Regions from separate parts of the Homo sapiens genome. Here region 1 is linked to region 2. A link is an interaction called in ENCODE POLR2A ChIA-PET data of the cell type or tissue named here. Cell type or tissue: K562. All regions are shown on one strand. Links, peaks and the distances in the headings refer to the core of each region. The heading gives the core; the rest is flanking DNA. Region 1 overlaps SHC4 (SHC adaptor protein 4). Region 2 overlaps GALK2 (galactokinase 2).

Region 1 (10,388 bases), core at 1,552-9,551, 310 kb after region 2:
AGTGCTGGGATTACAGGCATGAGCCACTGCACCCGGCCTAGACCCAGTTCTTAAAGTAGATAGCCATTATAAGGATAAAGCAATAATAATGGCTAGCATTTACTGAGGTACTGTTCAAAGCACTATTATTATTCTTACTTTTTATATTTAAGGAATTGAGACATAGAGAGCTTTAAAAACTTGTTCAGGGTGACAGAGATTGTAAGAGACAGCTAGATTTTGAACTCTGGCTAACTGCAGAGTCTACCTGACTAGCTTTTCCTCACTTTCTATTATCATTAGAAAGTAGAGTTATAGATAAAGCCATCAAATTTTAACAGTTACTATAATTTTGCACTTTTGTTTATTTCTGTATTGCTTGCCCAAACACTTTGCACTGTTTCATGTACATAGTATCACTTAATGAAGGTTAGATGATAATTAAAAGGAAAAAATAATTTGTTTCCATCTGCCTCTACTGAGTGCTGTTAGAATAAAAGAATGGAAAAACAATAATTTACAGCGTAAAGGGAGTCCCATAATTCTTATACTGACATAGGGAAAGACCCCTTTCTTATAATACCCAACTTCCTGTACCAAGAAACCGAACAAGACAAAGTTCAAAATATGTATAAACAATCCTTGCAAAAGATTACACTCTAATAAGCTTTGCACCATGCACAAGCTAATAACTGACCACGACCCCAAAGCCTCTTACATTTGTTTCCGGTTTGCTTTAGAGCAAGAGTCAGAGAACAACAGCCTGCAGGCCAAATCCCACCTGCTACCTGATTTCGATTTTGCCACCTTGTCAGCCAAGAATGGTTTTGACAATTTTTAAATGGTTGGAAAAAACACCCCAAAAGAATATTTTGTGACACATGAAAATCATATGGAATTCAAATTTCAGTGTCCATAAGTGTTACTGGCACACAAGCACATCCATTTGTTTATGGATTGCCTATGGCTGTTTTTCTAGCTACAACAGCAGAATTGAGTAGCTGTAACAGAAACTATATAACCTGCAAAGGCTAAAATATTTCCTACCTGGCCCTTTTCAGAAAAAGTTTGCCAACTGCTGCTAGAGTGATTCTCAACCTTAGCCTTGTTGGAAGCATTTGGAAGAGATCTTAAAACTTCTGACCCCCAAGCCCTGTCCGGCACCAATTAATTCAGAATCTCTGGAGCTGAGACCCAGTCTTCAGAACTTCGTAAAATTCTTGGTGGTGTAGTCCAATGTGCAGCCAAGGCTGAGAACCACTGCCTAGAGTGTTGAATGCATTTTAGGGGCAAATAGATTAGATCTTGCTGCCTCCAGGATGACCTTGCTGCCTCCAGATAAGAGAGAGAATGCAGGCCACTCTCTCACTGCTTGTGTGTGCAAAGGGTGATGTAAGCAAAGATGTTCAGGACCTCCATGTGCCCTCTGGTAAAAGCCCTTCTTCTTCTTCTTTTTTTCTTTTTTTTTTTTTGAGTTGGAATCTCACTCTGTAGCCCAGGCAGGAGTGCAGTAGCACGATCTCAGCTTACTGCAACCTCCACCTCCCAGGTTCAAGAGATTCTCCTGCCTCAGCCTCCCAAGTAGCTAGGACTACAGGTGCCCACCACCACTTCCGGCTACTTTTGTATTTTTAGTAGAGATGGGGTTTCACTATGTTGGCCAGGCTGGTCTTGAACTCCTGACCTCAGGTCATCCTCCCACCTAGCCCTTCCAAAGTGCTGGGATTACAGGTGTGAGCCACTGCGCCCAGCCATAAAGCCCTTCTTCTTTAGGAGATGAGAATGGGGGAGGCAGAGAGGAGAAGAGAGGATTATACCAAATATCTATCCCAGAATATAGAGTGACTACATTGAAAACAAAATTCCCCAGAACGGAATATCATCAAACGTATAGACAGTGTAACCTTCCCTAGCCTAGCCTCTAGGAAGAGGTGACCTCATTCCTTAACACGCACTAACACAACCATCTGGTCTAAGCTATAGAGCACAGAACCTGTTACTCAATGCAACGAGTCCAAGTAGGTTTAATCAGCTGTGTGGTTCATGAACTCTGTGTCAGAATCACTTGGAAGGTTTGTTAAGCTGTAGATTCCTAGGCCTCACCTCAGAATCAAAACCTCTAGGAACAGTCCTAGAAATCTGTATTTTAACCAGCACCCAGTTGATTCTTAAGAACTTTACAGTTTGATCACCACTTACCTAAATGGTGTACTCTCTGTGGATGTGCAAGCTGAAGTTGTCCTACTATTATTTGTCAAGGTGGATTAACTTGGTAGGCCAGTTGTTCGTTCCTTCCAGAGGTGCACACACATTTAAAAAAATGGAATTCCCAAAAAAATTTACAACATATTTGCCAAATAGCCTTTAAAAGAACCAGAGTTATTTAAAAAAAAAAACAGTGGTAGAAGTAATATATTCATTACACCAATTGCTGTCTTGCTCAGTAATATAGACACCTGTATGACAAACTGTTTTACTGTTTGTTTATTTATTTATTCATTTATTTATTTATTGAGACGGAGGGTTGCTCTGTCACCCAGGTTGTAGTGCAATGGCACAATCTTGGCTCACTGCAACCTCCACCTCCCGGTTCAAGCAATTCTCCTGCCTCAGCCTCCCTAATAGCTGGGATTACAGATGTGCACCACCATGCCCAGCTAATTTTTGTATTTTTACTAGAGATGGGGTTTCACGATGTTGGCCAGGCTGGTCTCAAACTCTTGACCTCAAGTGATCCGCCTACCTTGGCCTCCCAAAGTACAAAGATTACAGGTGTGAGCCACCACACCTGGCCAAACTGTTTTAAATATCTTTAAAATTCCAAGTATTCTCTGAAGAATTTTTGGAAGTAGATATACATTGCTTAGAGTGAGCTTGAGTGAATAAAGTGGGTGACTAAGTAAGACCTGTTTTCGGTTTTTTTTTTTTTTTTTTCTAAATGAGCTTTGGCTTTTAAGTGACCACATTATGCATCAGTGCACTCTTTAACTCCAAAAGACACACCTTCATAATATTTTGAATATTTTGTCAAAAACAAAGTTGTTTTAAAGAAGCCCAGTTTACCCTAAAGGAGAACAATCTTTTGAATTTATAAATTCCCATGTATTTTATATGAAACCAACTCTATTTCTTATTGTCATTTCTTTAACCACTTATAAAGCCTATAAGCCATCAGTTTGTGGGTGTAGGTGTTTGAATTTTGAGATACATGATTGTATTACAGGAAATCTCTGTGGGGACAGGAAAAAACCAGCACTTAATGTCCGTTAACTAGTGAGAGTTATAGGGGAGATGTGATACTCCAGACAAGAGGGTCCTTCACTTCATTCCAGTGTGATTAATGGGTTCACATTTGCATCAGAGCCAAAGGGCAGAATCACGAAGTAGACAGACAAACCCATTTCCTATGGTTGCTGAGCTGGGTTGGCTAGCAAATGTACTTTAGAAACAGACTTTAAGTACAATTCAGGTGAACAGAGTGGGACACTAAGTCAGTGTGGGGATAAATGCTGTGGGCAGTACTCAAAGGTTTTATTTGACCATCCTGGGACCCGAGGTGCCTGTTTCTAAAGTGAAAGGATGTATTTTATGAGGCTGAGTTCACCCTCCTAGAGTACACGGGTGATGCCCCTTGATAATAGCACAAAGCAAGTCTGAGGCTTTCCATTTTCAACTGGTCTGTGGGCACTGACTGCGTTCATTGTGTGCTTATCGCCACAGAGGCAGGTTCCTGTTCTAAAGTGTCCTGTCTGAGGGCTTTCACAAATTCTTGGATGTCTTTAATTTCACTAAGCTGGACAAAATTGAACACATAGATCACTGAGCCTTGCTGTCCTGGAGGCAAAGATTTAAAAAAAGATGGTACTGGTTTCCCTAGAACAATGAGAACAGCATGATACCACATGGATGTGCAGTCTGAATTACTCAGTCTCTTCATTCATAATAAGAAGGCAATCCAAGACATTTAGGGTGCAACATGTCCCTTAGACTTTGTTAACTGATTTCTTTAAGGACTTACGTTGGAGATGCAAAGTGAAAGAAAGACCTTTGGGAAACGCAGGTGAATTTGTTTTGGCTGAGTATCGTTGACTTTTTATTTTGGAAAGGCTCTTGCTGTGATTAAAATTTTATTCTCATTCCTATTTGCAGGGACAAAACTGGAACTACTCCTTCACTGCATATGTGACTATAGATGTGTGTGTGTGTGTGTGTGTGTGTGTGTCAGAAGGTGGGGGATGTGGGGATCATTGCCTTTAATCATTCCAGCTGGGCCCCTTTGCCTGGTTTCATGTTGCACATTTTCTGGCTTTCCTATTTACTGAAGAACTGCATCTTGACATTCACCAGAAAAAATCTGCCGCGCAGCCTCTCCTCCCATTAAATGCTCCCCTTTGTCTTGGATTGTGATATTGCCTTCCAAACTTAAAAAAAAAAAAAGTGTGTGCGTGTGTGTGTGTGTGTGTGTGTGTGGCGACATTGCTTCCAGAGGAGCTTAACTGTTTAAGGGTTAAAAACACAGAAGAATTATAACTTAAGTGTTGTAGTGGCCAGGAGTTGATGAAGAAAGGTGGCTTTGTTTGGATGATTAGTTTGGACTCTGTTAAGACAGACAAAATATCTTTTTTTGGTCTTATGGCGTAGGCAGGGTTTTATATGCTTAAAAGCAAATCTTCCACGGCATTCTCATTCTCTTACATCAGCCCACTTCTCCCCTTCTCTCTCATGTGGCGAAACAATAAACAAAGTGGCCACTGTTGGTGCTCTGGGGCGTTTCTCTTTCTTTCTAATACAGGCTCCCAGGATGGAAATCTTTAGCCACTGAAACCCCAAAATTTCTGCTCCTCTAAGAGCAGACACTTGCTGAATGTTTGCTAGCTGGAGAAAGTCTCACCGCCACTCAGCTCCAAAAAGGTTCTGCAGGAGCGCAGCTGCTTGGGCTGCAAGAATGGCGGGGACCCCCTGAGCCCCAGGAGAAATCGCTCTCAACTCTGTTTTCTTTTTCTTTCTCCTCGGCATTTGTAAAGTTGGCCCAAGGGTGTGGCTGAGACTCCAGAAAAGCACTGAAAGTACTATTTGTTCTTGAAAATGTTACAGTTAATGTCTTGGTCCCAGTAGCAGGGGAAGAAAAGATCTTTGTGAACAAAAGCAACAAAATGTAGGCATCTATCTGCCTGTCCTTGCTGGGATTTCAGGAGATTTGTTAACGCTGCTATCAGCAAGGCCAGCAGAATTTGAGAGGTTAATTTAAAGCAGTATTTCTTAACCTGGGATCTGTAATTTCTAAGAGGTCCACAGAATGTTTTGGGGAGCTTTGGGGTGAGGAGTGGACCTTCTTAAATGGAATAGAAAAGTTTGTACAGGCTGGGCGCGGTGGCTCATGTCTGTAATCCCAGCACTTTGAAAGGCCAGGCGGGCAGATCACCTGAGGTCAGGAGTTTGAGACCAGCCTGGCCAATGTGGCGAAATCCCATCTCTACTAAAAATACAAAAATTAGCCGGGCATGGTGGCAGGCACCTGTAATTCCAGCTACTTGGGAGGCTGAGGCAGGAGAATCGCTTGAACCCTAGAGGCGGAGGTTGCAGTGAGCTGAGATCATGCCATTGAACTCCAGCCTGGCCGACAGAGTGAGACTCCGTCTCAAAAAAAAAAAAAGAAAGAAAAGAAAGAGAGAGAGAGGGAGAGGGAGGGAGAGAGAGAGAGAGAGAGGGAGAGGGAGGGAGAGAGAGAGAAAGAGAGAGGGAGGGAGGGAGGGAGAGAGAGAGAAAGAAAGGAAGAAAGAAAGAAAGAAAAAGAAAGAAGGAAAGTTTGTACAAATAGGTCTTTTACTGGAGAGAGGCATGGCTCATCTTAGAGTCTCCAATTCAAAAAATTAATAACTACTATTTTTTTTGAGACAGGATCTTGCTCTGTCGCCCAGACTGGAGTGCAGTAATGTGATCCTAACTCACTGCAGCCTTGAACTCCTAGGCTCAAGCAATCCTCCTGCATCGGGCTCCTGGGTAGCTGTGGCCACAGGTGTGCACTGCTGTGCCTGGCAATTTAAAAATATATATATTTTTGTGGACACAAGGACTCACCATGTTGTCCAGTTGGTCTCGAAGTCCTGGACTTGAGGGATACTCCTGCCTCGGCCTCCCTAAGTGGTGGGATTACAGGCATGAGCCACTGTGCCTGGCTAATTATTACTTTTTAAAGCAAGTTCATAAGCACAAGTTTTCCCCTTTTTTTCTTTTGAGCAGAGTTTTGTATATCAAGAGATTTTGGGCGCTCTGTAAAGCCTCACATGCCTCAAATATACAGTTCTGAGTGAGCGTGTGAGTGCACACTCATATGTGTTTGCCCAGGTGGGCACAGCCTGGCTCCAGATGCTCGTTTCTTCCAGGAGGTGGCAGCCAGCCATAGACAGCAGAGGGCTGGGGAAGGGCAGGGGCATCCGAGTAAGCCTTTTCTAGAGTCAGCCCCTACCACTTTGTCCTTTTGCCTGGGTAGTTTACCAGCCACGCGGGTATTAACGATTGGCCAAAGAGCTGCGCCTCACTATGTTAGGGGAGTGAACAAGGGAAGGACAGTCAATATACTACTTTCCCTAGTCTCTGGAGCCTAGGACTCCCTCCTTTTTATCCATCTGGCAATATGGTTCCTCCCCGGTGCTTGTGGGTTTTGAAGTCAGAACTGGATTTGCATTCTGTCTCTCTCACTGTCAATTGCGTTATTTGTACAGTTATTTAAATTATTTGAACTTTATTATCCTCATTGGTAAAATGAGGGTAAAGTCCATACCTTGGAATGGTACTGTTATGACTCAATGAAATGATGTACATAAGGTGCTCACTTCTGGGCCTGACCATAAAGAGTGCTCAGTAAATAGGGGCTGGCCAGGAGCTGTGGCTCACACCTCTAATCCCAGCACTTTGGGAGGCTGAGGTGGGAGACTCACTTGAGCCCAGGAGTTCAAGACCAACCCAGGCAACATAGGGAGACCCTGTCTCTACAAAAAATAAAAAAGGAAAAGAAAAAATTAGCTAATTGTGGCGGTTTTTGCCAGTTGTAGTGGTCCCAGCCACAGGGGAGGTTGAGGTGGGAGGACTGCTTGAACCCAAGGAGGTTGAGGCTGCATTGAGCTATGATCCCACCACTGCACTCCAACCTGGCAACAGAGTGAGACCCCCATCTCTACAAAAGCAAAAAAATTAAATAAATAAATATAAATAGAGGCTGTTCTTTCACTGAAACTCGGGCTCCCTGCTACTGCAAGGTGCACCATTCTAAAAGGCTTTACTAAACGTGCTCAAGATTTTTTATCTTTATGAAACTTTTGGGAATAGAAACAGGTAACTCTACTTAAAAAACTGAAAAAGGAAATCTGGATTTAGTGGCTACAAAGATGGAGGGGTTAAAAGCTAAGCTGGAATGGGAGCAGAGAGAGAAATAAAGAACATCTGTTAGTATCCATAACAGGAACATTGTCCCGTCTCTCTATGGGTGTCACCTCTCCATTGGGACATCTTTGATGTGCCTTCACATCTCAACACCTTTGCCTCACACTAGCAAAACTCCTGCTGAAGGAACTTACTCTGCATTATTTTCAATATTTTAAAGGATTACTTATCCGATCAAGTGCACAATGAAAGTAAAACATAACATTGTTTACCTTGTTTATATCTAAACATCGGTAGAATCAGAAACAAAATAGCAAACCACAAAAAAAGCACCTAAAACCAAGCCATAGTTTACAAGCTCTTTCTATATTACTATTGACACAGGATTAATTTTGTATAGCTGCTACCAATGTGTACATACTGTTGCAAGTTCTACTTTTTCACACTAATTTATATAGACTTCTTCATATTTCTATAGTCCGAGTGGCAATATTTATTTTGATATGTTTTATCTCTATATCACAAGACTTCGGGTTGGTTTCTTACTTGAAGTGTTTCTTTTACTTATATACTCAATGCTATCCCAATACAGGCTTCTCCCCACCTTGTCGAAGTTTGTAATAAGTTATTTAAACAAATTGTTTTTAGAGGCAGGGCCTCGCTCTGTCACCCAGGTGGGAGTGCAGTGGCACTGCAGCCTTGAACTCCTGGGCTCAAGCAATCCTTCCAAGTAGCTGGGACTACAAGTATGTGCCACCACGCCCCACCTGTGCTCTGATAAATTTTGACATTTGTCAACTTTTACCAAATTACTCTCAGATTGTATTAATACTAACCAAGGCCCCTGGCAATGGATAAATATGCCTAAAGCAGAATATTTCCCATCTTTTCCAACACTGGGTTTTGTATCTTTTTTCCTAATTTAATATGAGTGAAGTATCTTGTTGTTTTAATTTTCAATTTTAAAATTATAATGAATGTGAATATTTTCCCGTCTTAAAAAGCCAAATGATTTCTCCCTCCTTTTGTGTGAATTATCGGATCCAGGGGTCAACAAACTATGGCCCATGGGCCAAATCTGGCCAGCCTTCAGTTTCTATAAATAAAGTTTTATTGGAACACAGCCATGCTCACTTGTCTACATATTGGCTAAGGCTGCTTTTTGTGCTACAATGGCAGAGTTGAGTACTTGCAAAAGAGCAAAGTCTGAAATATTTACCGTCTGGCACTTCACAGAAACAGTTTTTAGACTCTTATTTCTTAGTTAATATTCACTCTTCTACTACCATATGTTATGCTCCAGCAATATCAAAGTACCTGTAATTCCCCTCATATCATGATACTTTGTGTTTTGGTGTCTTCACCTATGTTCTTCTGTCTGTCTAGAATTTCCAATCCCCTCCCTGCCAGGAAGGTTCATCCTTTCAAAACCTCCTTGAGAGGTATTCATGCTGTAAAGTATTCCCTTCAGCTTCAATTCACTGCATTACTTTTTGTTAGAAGATATTGATAATTGGTGTGAGAATCAAGAAAACAAACGTGTGGGAAAACAGTTTGTGAAATTACAAGATGCTATATAAAAGTAACAACTTCTAGTAAAAAGTTACTATATTTGGCATATAATTATTGTTATATTTTTATTATTGTTGTTATTATATTTGGCAGCATCAATATCCACCTTTGTTTTTACTTTAAGTTCATATCATTTATAGTCAACTTTTTTTTTTTTTTTTTTGAGACGGAGTTTTGCTCTTTTTGCCCAGGCTGGAGTGCAATGGCGTGATCTCAGCTCACTGCAACCTCTGCCTCTCGGCTTCAAGAGATTCTCCTGCCTCAGCCTCCCAAGTAGCTGGGATTACTGGTGCCTGCCACCATGCCTGGCTAATTTTTTGTATTTTTAGACCAAAACATCCAAATCACTCTCATGGATTAAAGGATCTGCCCTATCTTATAATACCTCTTTATTAAATACTGTCAATAGAGTGGGGTGCCTGGACTAGCTATTTCGGCAGTATCAGTGCCAATTTGGATTAATAATATGAGTCTTATCAATTATTGAGTAGTCATTAAGATGACTCAAAATGTCAATCAACCAACCAAGCCAGAGGGCCCAACTATCTGTGTTATCCTTCTATTTGACTCCAGAGAACAAAGGATAGAATCCTAGAGAAACAATAAATATGAAATTCTGAGAATATATGCTAACCAAAGATCCATTCTATCCTTTGGTTGCAGATAATTATGCAAAAATCAGACAAGATAATACCTTGAAGAAGAGTTTCATTTATATAGAAAAAATGATCTGAGCTAAAACATACATTATAAGTGCAAAATAATGCCTAGAATCTTTGGGAATTCTGCTTATCTTTCAAAAGTATTTTCTAGAAGAACATCGCTCTGCACTACAAAATATCATAGCTGTAGTTTTAAAAATGGGTCTGCATGGCCGGGCGCGGTGGCTCACGCCTGTAGTCCCAACACTTTAGGAGGCCGAGGCGGGCGGATAACGAGGTCAGGAGATCGAGACCATCCTGGCTAACACGGTGAAACCCCATCTCTACTAAAAATACAAAAAAATTAACCGGGCGTGTTGGTGGGCGCCTGTTGTCCCAGCTACTCGGGAGGCTGAGGCAGGAGAATGGCATGAACCCGGGAAGCGGAGCTTGCAGTGAGCTGAGATCGCGCCACTGCACTCCAGCCTGGGCGACAGAGCGAGACTCCGTCTCAAAACAAAAACAAAACAAAACAAAACAAAACAAAAATGGGTCTGCATTCCTCTCTCTGACCTCTCCCCACTTCCTTTGGGAATCGAAACTATAGAAAATATTATTGTGAAATATAATATATATAAAAACTATAATACAATGTTGCATGTGTATGTGTATTGGTGTGTGTGTGAGAGAATATAGTTTATTAATTTAAACAATGATCTCTGGGGAATCCAGAAGAGATTTCCATTTGCCTTGTGAGAAGTTTAATATATGTGTTCAAAGCCACAAGGCTAAGGTTCAAATTACACAGAGTGAAAG
Region 2 (10,388 bases), core at 833-8,832:
ACAGAATAGAAAACAAAAATCACATGATCATCTCAATAGATGCAGAAAAAGCATTCGACAAAATCCAGCAAGCTTTATGATTAAGACTCTCAGCAAAATTGACATAAAAGGGACATACCTCAATGTAATAAAAGCCATCTATGACAGACCCACAGCCAACATAATATTGAATGAGGTAAAGTTGAAAGCATTCCCTCTGAGAACTGGGACAAGACTAAGATGCCCACTCTCACCACTCCTTTTCAACATGGTACTGGAGGTCCTAGCCAGAGCAATCAGACAAGAGAAAGAAATATAGGGCATTCAAATTGGTAAAGAGGAACTCAAATTGTCACTGTTTGCTGATGATACGATCGTTTACCTTGAAAACCCTATGGACTCCTTCAGAAAGCTCCTGGAACTGATAAAAGAATTCAGCAAAGTTTCCAGATACAAGATTAATGTACACAAATATAGCTCTTCTATATACCAACAGCGACCAGAGAATCAAATGAAGAACTCAACCCCTTTTACAATAGCTGCAAAAAATAAATAAATAAAAAATAAAATAAAATACTCAGGAATATACCTAACAAAGGAGTCAAAAGACCTCTACAAGGAAAACTACGAAACACTGCTGAAAGAAATCATAGACAACACAAACAAATGGAAACACATCCCATGCTCATGGATGGGTAGAATCAATATTGTGAAAATGACCATACTGCCAAAAGCAATCTACAAATTCAATGCAGTCCCCATCAAAATACCACCATCATTCTTCACAGACTTAGAAAAAACAATTATAAAATTCATATGGAACCATACATATGTAACTAACCTGCACATTGTGCACATGTACCCTAAAAAAAGTATAATAATAATAAATAAATAAATAAAAATTCATATGGAACCAAAAAAGAGCCTGCATAGCAAAAACAAGACTAAGCAAAAAGAAACAAATCTGGAGGCACCACACTACCTGATTTCAAACTATACCATTAGGCCATAGTCAACCAAAACAGCGTGGTACTAGTATAAAAATAGGCACGTAGACCAATGGAACAAAATAGAGAACGCACAAATAAACCCAAATACTTATAGCCAACTGATCTTCAACAAAGCAAACAAAATCAAAAAGTAGGGAAAGGACACCCTTTTCAACAAATTGTGCGGGGATAACTGGCTAGCCACATGTGGGAGAATGAAACTGGATCCCCATCTCTCACCTTACACAAAAATCAACTCAAAATGGATTAAGGACTTAAACCTAAGATATGAAACTAAAAAAATTCTAGCAGATAACATTGGATAAACCCTTCTAGACATTGGCTTAGGCAAGGATTTCATGACCAAGAACCCAAAAGCAAATGCAATAAAAGCAAAGATAAACAGCTGGGACCTAATTAAACTAAAGAGCTTTTGCATGGCAAAAGGAACAGTCAGCAGAGTAAAAAGACAACCTACAGAGTTGGAGAAAATCTTCACAGTCTATACATCTGACAAAGGACTAATGTCCAGAATCTACAATGAACTCAAACAAATCAGTAAGAAAAAAACAAACCATCCCATTCAAAGAGTGGGCTAAGGACACGAATAGACAATTCTCAAAGGAAGATATAGAAATGGCCAACAAACATATGGAAAAATGCTCAACATCACTAATGATCAGGGAAATGCAAATCAAAACCACAATGTGATACCACCTCACTCCTGCAAGAATGGCCATAATCTAAAAATCAAAAAAGAGTAGATGTTGGTGTGGATGTGGTGAACAGGGAACACTTCTACACTGCTGTTGGGAATGTAAAGTAGTACAGCTGCTATGGAAAACAGTGTGGAGATTCCTTAAAGAACTAAAAGTAGAACTACCATTTGATCCAGCAATCCCACTAATGGGTATCTACTCAGAGGAAAAGAAGTCATTATTTGAAAAAGATATGTGCACGCGCATGTTTATAGTGGCACAATTCACAATTGCCACTATATGTCATTGGTATTATGGAACCAACCCAATCGCGGAACCAACCCAAATGCCCATCAATCAACAAGTAGATAAAGAAACTGTGGTATATATACAATGGAATACTATGCAGCCATAAAAAGGAATGAATTAACAGTATTTGCAGTGACCTGGATGAGACTGGAGACTATTATTCTAAGTTAAATAACTCAGAAATGGAAAACCAAACATTGTATGTTCTCACTGATATGTGGGGGCTAAGCTATGAGGATGCAAAAGCATAAGAATTAGGTAATGGACATCGGGGACTTGTGAGGAAGAGTGGGAGGGGAGCGCGGGATAGAAGACTACAAATACAGTGCAGTGTATGCTGCTTGGGTGATGGGTACACCAAAATCTCACAAATCACCACTAAAAAATGTATTCATGTAACCAAATACCACCTGTACCCCAATAACTTATGGAAAAATAAGATTTTAAAATAATAAATAAAAGTACTTTGAAAAAATTTTTAAAATCACTAGTGTTTCTATACACCAATAACAGACTACCTGAAAAAGAAATCAAGCAAGCAATCCCATTTGAAATAGCTAAAAAAAATGAATATCTAGGAATAAATTTAACCAAGGTGATAAAAGACCTGTACAATGAAAACAATAAAACACTGATGAAAGAAATTGAAGAGGATACAAAAAAGTGGGAAGACATCCCACATTCTTGGACTGGAAGAATTAATATTGTTAAAATGACCATACTACTACAGATTCAATGCAATTCCTCGTATGATACCAATGACATTCTTCACAGAAATTAATTCTAAAATTTGTATGGAATCACAAAAGACCCCAAAAAACCAAAGCAATCCTGAGCCAAAAAAAAAAATAAAAGAAGAAGAAGAAGAAGAAAAGAAAAGCTGGAGGCATCACACTATCTGACTTCAAATATACTACAAAGCTACAGTAATACTATGGTTTTGGCGTAAAAACAGACATACAGACCAATAGAACAGAATAGAGAACCCAGAGCTAAATCCATGTATTTACAGCCAACTGATTTTCTTTTTTTTTTTTTTTTTGAGACAGAATCCTGCTGGAGTGCAGTAGTGGTTTGATCTCGGCTCACTGCAGCCTCCGCCTCCCAGATTCAAGAGATTCTCGTGCCTCAGCCCCCTGCGTAGCTGGGATTACAGGTGTGTGCCACCACACCCAGCTAATTTTTGTATTTTTAGCAGAGACGAGGTTTCATGATGTTGGCCAGGCTGCTTTCAAACTCCTGACCTCAAGTGATCCACCCTCCTCGGCTTCCTAAAGTGCTGGGATTGCAAGTGTGAGCCACCATGCCTGGCCAAGGCCAAATGATTTTCAACAAAGTTACTTTCATTCATAGGGAAAAGGACAATCTGTTTAATAAATGGTGATGGAAAAACTAGATATCCATATGCAAAAGAATAAAAATAGGCCCCAATATCTCACCATTTATAAAAATGAATTTAAAATGGATTAAAGACTTAAACATCAGAACTGAAACTATGAAACTACTAGAAGAAAACATAAAGGAAACACTTCAAGACATTGGTCTAGGCAAAGATTTTATGAATAAGACTATAAAAGCACAGGCAAAGAAACAAAAATAGACAAATGAAATTATATCAAACTAAAAAGCTTCTGCACAGCAAAGGAAACCTTCCAATAGAGTGAAGAGACAACCTGTTGAAAGGGATAAAATATTTGTAAACTATTCACCGAACAAGGAATTAATCTCCAGAATATATAAAAAACTTAACTCAACAGTAGTAAAACAAATATTCCAATTAAAAAATTGGCAAATGGTCTCGGTGTGGTGGCTCACACCTGTAATCCCAGCACTTTGGGAGGCCAAGGTGGGCAGATCATCTGAGGTCAGGAGTTCAAGACCATCCTGGCCAACATGGTGAAACCCCATCTCTACTAACAATACAAAAATTACCTGGGCATGGTGGCACGTGCCTGTAGTCCCAGCTACTCGGGAGGCCGAGGCAGGAGAATTGCTCGAACCCAGGAGGTGGAGGTTGCAGTGAGCCCAGATCGTGCCACTGCACTCCAGCCTGGGCAACAGAGAGAGACTCTGTCTCAAAATAAATAAATTAATAAAATAAAATAAAATAAAAATTGGCAAATGATCTAAATAGACATTTCTAAAAAGAAGACATACAAATGACTTACAATCATAGACAAATGCTCAACATCACTAATAATCAGGAAAATGCAAATCAAAACCACCAGGAGATATTATCTCACTTCAGTTAGGATGACTATTATCAAAAAGACAAAAAATAATAAGTGTTAGAGAGAATGCAGAGAAATAAGAATTCTTCTACACTGTTGGTGGGAAAGTAAATTAGTATAGCCATATGGAAAACAGTATGAAGGCTCCTCAAAAAACTAAAAATAGAACCACCATATGATCCAGCAATCCCATTACTAGGTATATATCCAAAGAAAAGGACATCAGTATGTCAAAGAGATATGTGGCTCTCTTGTTTATTGCAAAACTATTCACAATAGTCAAGATACAGAATCAACATAAATGTCCATTCACAGATGAATGGATTTTTAAAATGTGGTGTATGTGTGCAATGGAATACTATTCAGCCACCTAAAAGAGTGAAATCCTGTTATTCACAGCAACATGGATGAGCTTAGAGGACATTATGTTAAGTGAAATAAGTCAGGCACAGAAAGATACATACCTCATGTTCTCACTCATATATGGAGGCTAAAAGAGTTGATCTCATAAAAATAGAGGATAAATTAATGGTTACTAGAGGCTGGGAAGGATAACATGTAGTGAGGGCAGGAAGGGCAGGTAGGGAGAGGTCAGTTAACAGACACAAGAGGCCAGGTGTGGAGGCTCACGCCTGTAATCTCAGCACTTTGGGAGGCCAAGGCAGGTGGATCACCTGAGATTGGGAGTTCGAGACCAGCCTGACCAACATGGAGAAACCCTGTCTCTACTAAAAATACAAAAAATTAGCCAGGCATGGTGGCACATGCCTGTAATCCCAGCTACTCGGGAGGCTGAGGCAGGAGAATCACTTGAACCCGGGAGGCAGAGGTTGCAGTGAGCCGAGACTGCACCATTGCACACCAGCCTGGGCAATAAGAGCAAAACTCCATCTCAGAAAAAAAAGAGAATAACACAATAAGAAGGCCATCACCAGATGTGAGTACCATGATATTGAACTTCTCTGCCTCCAGAATCACAAGCCAAATAAACTTCTATTGTTGATAAATTACCCCATCTGTGGAATTCTGTTATACCAGCAGAAAATGGAAATAGATACATGGAAATATTTATGATATATTAAATGAAAAAAAGATACAAATGGTATGTAGTCTAAGTACAACTATGTCAATTATTATATATAGGGACATTGATAAAATGATAGTAAACAAAATGTTGAAAGGTTGTGTTATTTACCACTAAAAGGTAGTAAAATTCAAAGTACTTCACAGGATAAACAAAAGGAAAGATAAATTCATCTAGAAGGGCTGCAAATTCTGGACCACACTTTTAGTAGCAAGGAATTTTAAGGTTTCCCTGTGCTCCTCTAACCCAGTGAGTAAATATAAAACCATCAAAACTACTTACCACAGTCTAAAATTTTAACCTGTGGCCTAGAAAAATATTTTCATTTTTTATGAAAACAATATTAACAACTTGGTTTCAACAAATTAATACATTTAAAAAACAAATGAACAATACTAATAACATGGATTGGGAAAGATAAAAGTAAAGTGTGTTCCTTATGCAAAGGCACATCTTACTATTAGTAGATACATGTGAAATATTCTATTTTGGGAAAAATTAAGAAAGAAATATATTTTTAAAAATTTAGATCTTATCAAAGGATGAAGAAAAAAATTAAGAGAAGGAACTTTTGAAATACCTATTATGTTGACTCTTCCTGGTGCTCGAACATAAAACTTGGGAATAGATCCAAACTTGGAGTTAAACATCTCCTTTAGCTTCAGTAACCTGAAAATAAAAGTACAATATTTCAGAATATCATATAACAGAAAATCCGTAACATAACATACACACACATACATACACACACACACACACACACACACACACACACACTCCATATGCCTGCCACCATTAATTATTCCTTAAAAGAATAAAAGCAAAATTTCCTAGTGACATACTTCCTTGAAAATCCCAAGATGAACAATACTGTAATCTCTAAATGGCACAAAAGTATAGCTAAGCACACTGAAGAATTTAAAAGTTAAGATTGATATACCCAACAGAAAAAGCTATTTTCTTCCCTTTTGAAGAATGTAGTTTCTGTATACTTTTTTGGTGACATTCAGGGAAGAATCTCTTTACATTAAAAGTGTACCATGCGGTAGTATATTTGGTTTCCTAAGGCTGTCATAACGAAGAACTATAAACTGGATGGCTTAACACAACAGAGATTTATAATCACAATTCTGCAGCCAGAAGTCTAAAACCAGAGGTCAGTAGTACCTCTGAAAGCTGTAGAGGAGAATCATTTCTTCCCTGCCTCTTTCTACCTTCTGGTAGCAGCCGTCAATCCTTGGTGTTCTTTGGCTTACAGCTTTATTACTCTAATCTCTGCCGTGTCATCACATGGCATTCTGTCTGTTTTTCCTTCTTGTAAGGACACCAGTCATATTGGATTAAAGTCCATCCACTCTAATTGAGTACGACCTCATCTTAATTCATTACATTTGCAAAGATGCTAGTCCAAATAAGGTCATATTCTGCAGTTTCAAGTAGATATGAATTTGGGGGGTTATACTGTCTAACTCAGAACATGTAGTCAAATGAAAACTAGACTGGGTATCAGGAAACCACAGTTCTAATTCTAATGAGACCTCTAATTCAATGTCAAAGTTCGGCAAATCATTTTCTCTTGGCCTCTCTTCCCTAAAATTTGAGAATTTGAACTAGATATTCCTCATAGGTCCCTTCCAGATCCAAAATTCTTGTAATATATTTAATAACTTGATACTCTCAAATTATCTCAAGTCAATTCTGTGAATAGCCCTCATTATTTGTAGTCCCACATCATATTGTATCTGGGTAATAACACCAGGATGATAAACATTTATTAAAGCCTAATATATTCAGGAAATTAATTAATTAAGAAACAGAGACCCACACCCAAAAAACCTCAAGAAAATGTAATAAAATAATAGAAAAATATGTTGAATATTGTTGGAAGTTATTCAAGCTCGTCTCTTGGGAATTGAATAGTCATCAGAAACTGTTTATACCAGTTTCTTTGGCTCTCTTCCTGCCTCATTCTCTTGTTGCTCCAAAGACACCATTATAAACTTCTCTCTGCTGAGTACTCTGCATTCCACCTACTTCTGTGAACCTCTTAGTTTCTGCTCCTCCATACCTTCAGTTTTCATGACACTGTGGCCTTGACTCTACAAGACTTAACAGCTCCAGCATCCTATACTAACTGATTACGTTTCTGTGTCCTTTCGTTCAAATTCTCAAAAGATATAATCAGCTTGGCAGAGTTTAGGTCCTGTATCCATACAGGAAAGATAAATTCATCTGTGGCCAAAGGGTGAGGTCATTTAGTAAAAATAAGGTCACTTGTTTTAGTTACAAATATGGTCACTTGTGTTTACTCCTTCAGCAGAGGCTGTGGATGAGAACAAAAGATTGCAGCAGGGAGACAATAACTGATATCGCTAGCATATCACTCAAAATACATCTACTGGACTACCTGGTAGATGCGGCTGCCTAAATCTTTCTCTATACATCCTCAAAAAACAAAACAAGAACAAATAAAAGTATACAAAAACTTTGTCTTCAGTATAACTAGAAGACGAAATGCCAAACTTTAAGTTATCTATAATAGGGGGAAAAAAGAAGAAGGGAGAAAAGAAGACCATAGTGAACTACAAAACATTAGTGAACTACAAAACATAGTGAAACAAAAATTAAGCAAAAAAGCCGGACGCCCTGGGTGTGCCTGTAGTTCCAGCTACTCTGGAGGCTAAGGCAGAAGGATCGCTTGAGCCTAGAAGTTCTGGGCTGTGGTGCGCTACGCTGTCCAGGTGTCTGCACTAAGTTGGGCTTCAATAAGGTGACCTGTGGGGGCCAAGGGATTATCACGTTGCCTAAGGAGAAGTAAACCAACCTAGGAGGGAAATGGAGCAGGTCAAAACTGCCGCACTGATCAACGGCAAGATCCTGCCTGCGAGTAGCCACTGCACTCTAGCCTGGGCAACATGAGACCTTGTCTTTGGAAAAAAAGGAAAGAATGAAAGAGGAAGGAAGGAAGGGAGGGAGGGAGGGAGGGAGGGAGAGGGGAGGGGAAGAGGGGGAGGAAGGGAAAATTGAGTAAAATAAAGAGAAAAGAAGGGAGCCACCAAAACTAAGATTAATCTAAAACTACTACTAGAAAGAAAAAGTCCACCTATTAAAAAAAGGTGAAGTGTAGGAAAGAAAAAGAGGAAAGTAGAATAAGCTCATTGATTACTAAATAGGCAAGAGGTAAAAGTTAAAAGATACCAAAAAAACTGACAAAGCAATGATTTTTTTTAAGTTATAGTACAGGCATATACAAGGATATTATTAAACAAACAAACAAAAACAAAGAACAGGGCCTGTGCAGTCAGGTAGACCTGGGCTTAAAACTGTTCTCTACACATGATGAAATTCATTAATCTCATTCTCCTTTAAATAGGATAGAAACATGTATCCCATAGATTTGTTGGGAAGATTAATAAGGTCATTTGGAACAGTGTCCAGCCCAGCACTGGCATGAAGTATGTGTTTAATAAATGGTAGTTATGATTGTATCTTAGTTCCTGGGTTCAATATCATTTCCAGTCTGTGCAGGTGAATAAGAATACATCACAAGCTGGGATTACAGGCCCAGGTGGAGGTTGCAGTGAGCAGAGGCCGCGCCATTGCACTCCAGCCTGGGCAACAAGAGCAAAACTCCATCTCAACAACAACAACAAAAAAGAATACATCACAAGCAATGAGAGATGGTAGGTAATTAAGTGTTTAGCTTGTGTCAGGATAGTTAGTAATGTTAGTGCACTGGGTAATTTTAATGATGCTGTTGATAAATCTTGCTGCTCTCTGCCCAGCTTCTTCTATTTTATAGAGAAGTTTGTTGAAACAACTGAGGTTATTTGTCTGGATTTGAGATAGAATGACATAAAATATTAGTGCTTTTCAACAGCCACCACTGGGAAAAAAAAACTGACAAAGCAGATAGTAGAAGTTAAATAAGAAAATATTCCCCTATTTTCTAAGGGTGTTTTAAAATATAAGTACAAAGGTAACCAATAAAACAAAAATATAAATCTTCTTAAATACCACAGAAATTTCAAAACTAAAGGAGAAAAGAAAAATATCTGGTAGATAAAGAAAAACATAAAATGTACCATAGTATATAATTACAGGTTGAGCATTCCTAATTCAAAATTTCAAAATCCAAATCATTCCAAAATTTGAAGCTTTTTAAGCACAGACATGACGTTATAAGTGGAAAATTCCACATTTAAGTATTTAACACAAACTTTCATAAATAAAATTATTTAAAATATTGTATAAAACTACCTTCATGCTATGTGAATAAAGCGTATATGAAACAAATAAATTTCATGTTTAGATTTGGGTGCTATCCCCAAGATATCTCATTATGTATCTTTAAATATTCCAAAATCCAATAAATCTGAAATCTGAAAAACTTCTAGTCTCAAACATTTTGGATAAGGGATACTCAACCTGTATAAAATAATATGACAGAACTGAAATCAAACATATTAGTCACATTAATAAATGTGAATGAGCCTCAACTATTAAAACATAAAGATGTGCAATTTTGCTCCTAAAATAGGACTGAATGTATTATGCTGAATACTAGACACATAACTAAAACAAGGTGATTCCGAAAGACTAAATATCAAGAAATGGGCAAAGGTATTATAGGCAAATGAAAACAATAAGAAAACAAGTAGTAATCCTGATCAAAATTGTAGAATTTAAGCTTACACATTAAATGTGCATAGAAGGATACCTTTCTTTAGAGAGTGAGAGACAGGGACTCGCTCTGTTGCCCAGGCTAAAGTTCAATGGGCAGTGGCATGATCACGGCTCGCTGCAGCCTAGAACTCCTGGGCTCAGGCAATCCTGTGGTCTCAGCCTCAGCAGAACTACAGAGGCATGCTGCCATGCCTAGCTAAAATATTTTTTAATTTTTTGTAGAGGCATAGTCTCACTATGTTGCCCAGGCTGGTCTCAAACTTCTGGCTTCAAGTGATCCTCCTGCCTCAGCCTACCAGAAGGATATTTCTTAATGCTGAGAGCCACAAATCAAAATGAAGACATGGCAGTTAAGAAATATCCCAAATGAAACAGTAATTACTTGTATAAGGCAAAACTATAAGGCAATGTA

What was found. ChIA-PET counts read pairs that join two places held together with the same protein. Peaks named below come from ENCODE experiments on the same cell type or tissue, not always from the same donor. Only the 100,000 strongest peaks of a DNase experiment are listed, where the experiment ranks them.
Region 1: POLR2A ChIA-PET joins it to region 2 with 5 read pairs; 2 of 35 experiments call an interaction of 5 or more read pairs at or near these places.

Annotation. Positions count from the first base shown.
Region 1 is chr15:48,891,570-48,901,957 of GRCh38, reverse strand. All of the region lies in intron 2 of SHC4 (SHC adaptor protein 4), which reads left to right. Among named protein-coding and RNA genes, the nearest start is that of EID1, 19 kb to the right of the region's middle. In K562, for the core only: no CTCF peak of the experiment used is centred there; a DNase peak (open chromatin) is centred at 4,797.
Region 2 is chr15:49,196,733-49,207,120 of GRCh38, reverse strand. GALK2 (galactokinase 2) reads right to left here. Exons shown (of 10, transcript NM_002044.4): 2 at 5,871-5,959. It also overlaps the pseudogene RN7SL307P. Among named protein-coding and RNA genes, the nearest start is that of GALK2, 32 kb to the right of the region's middle. In K562, for the core only: no CTCF peak of the experiment used is centred there; no DNase peak of the experiment used is centred there.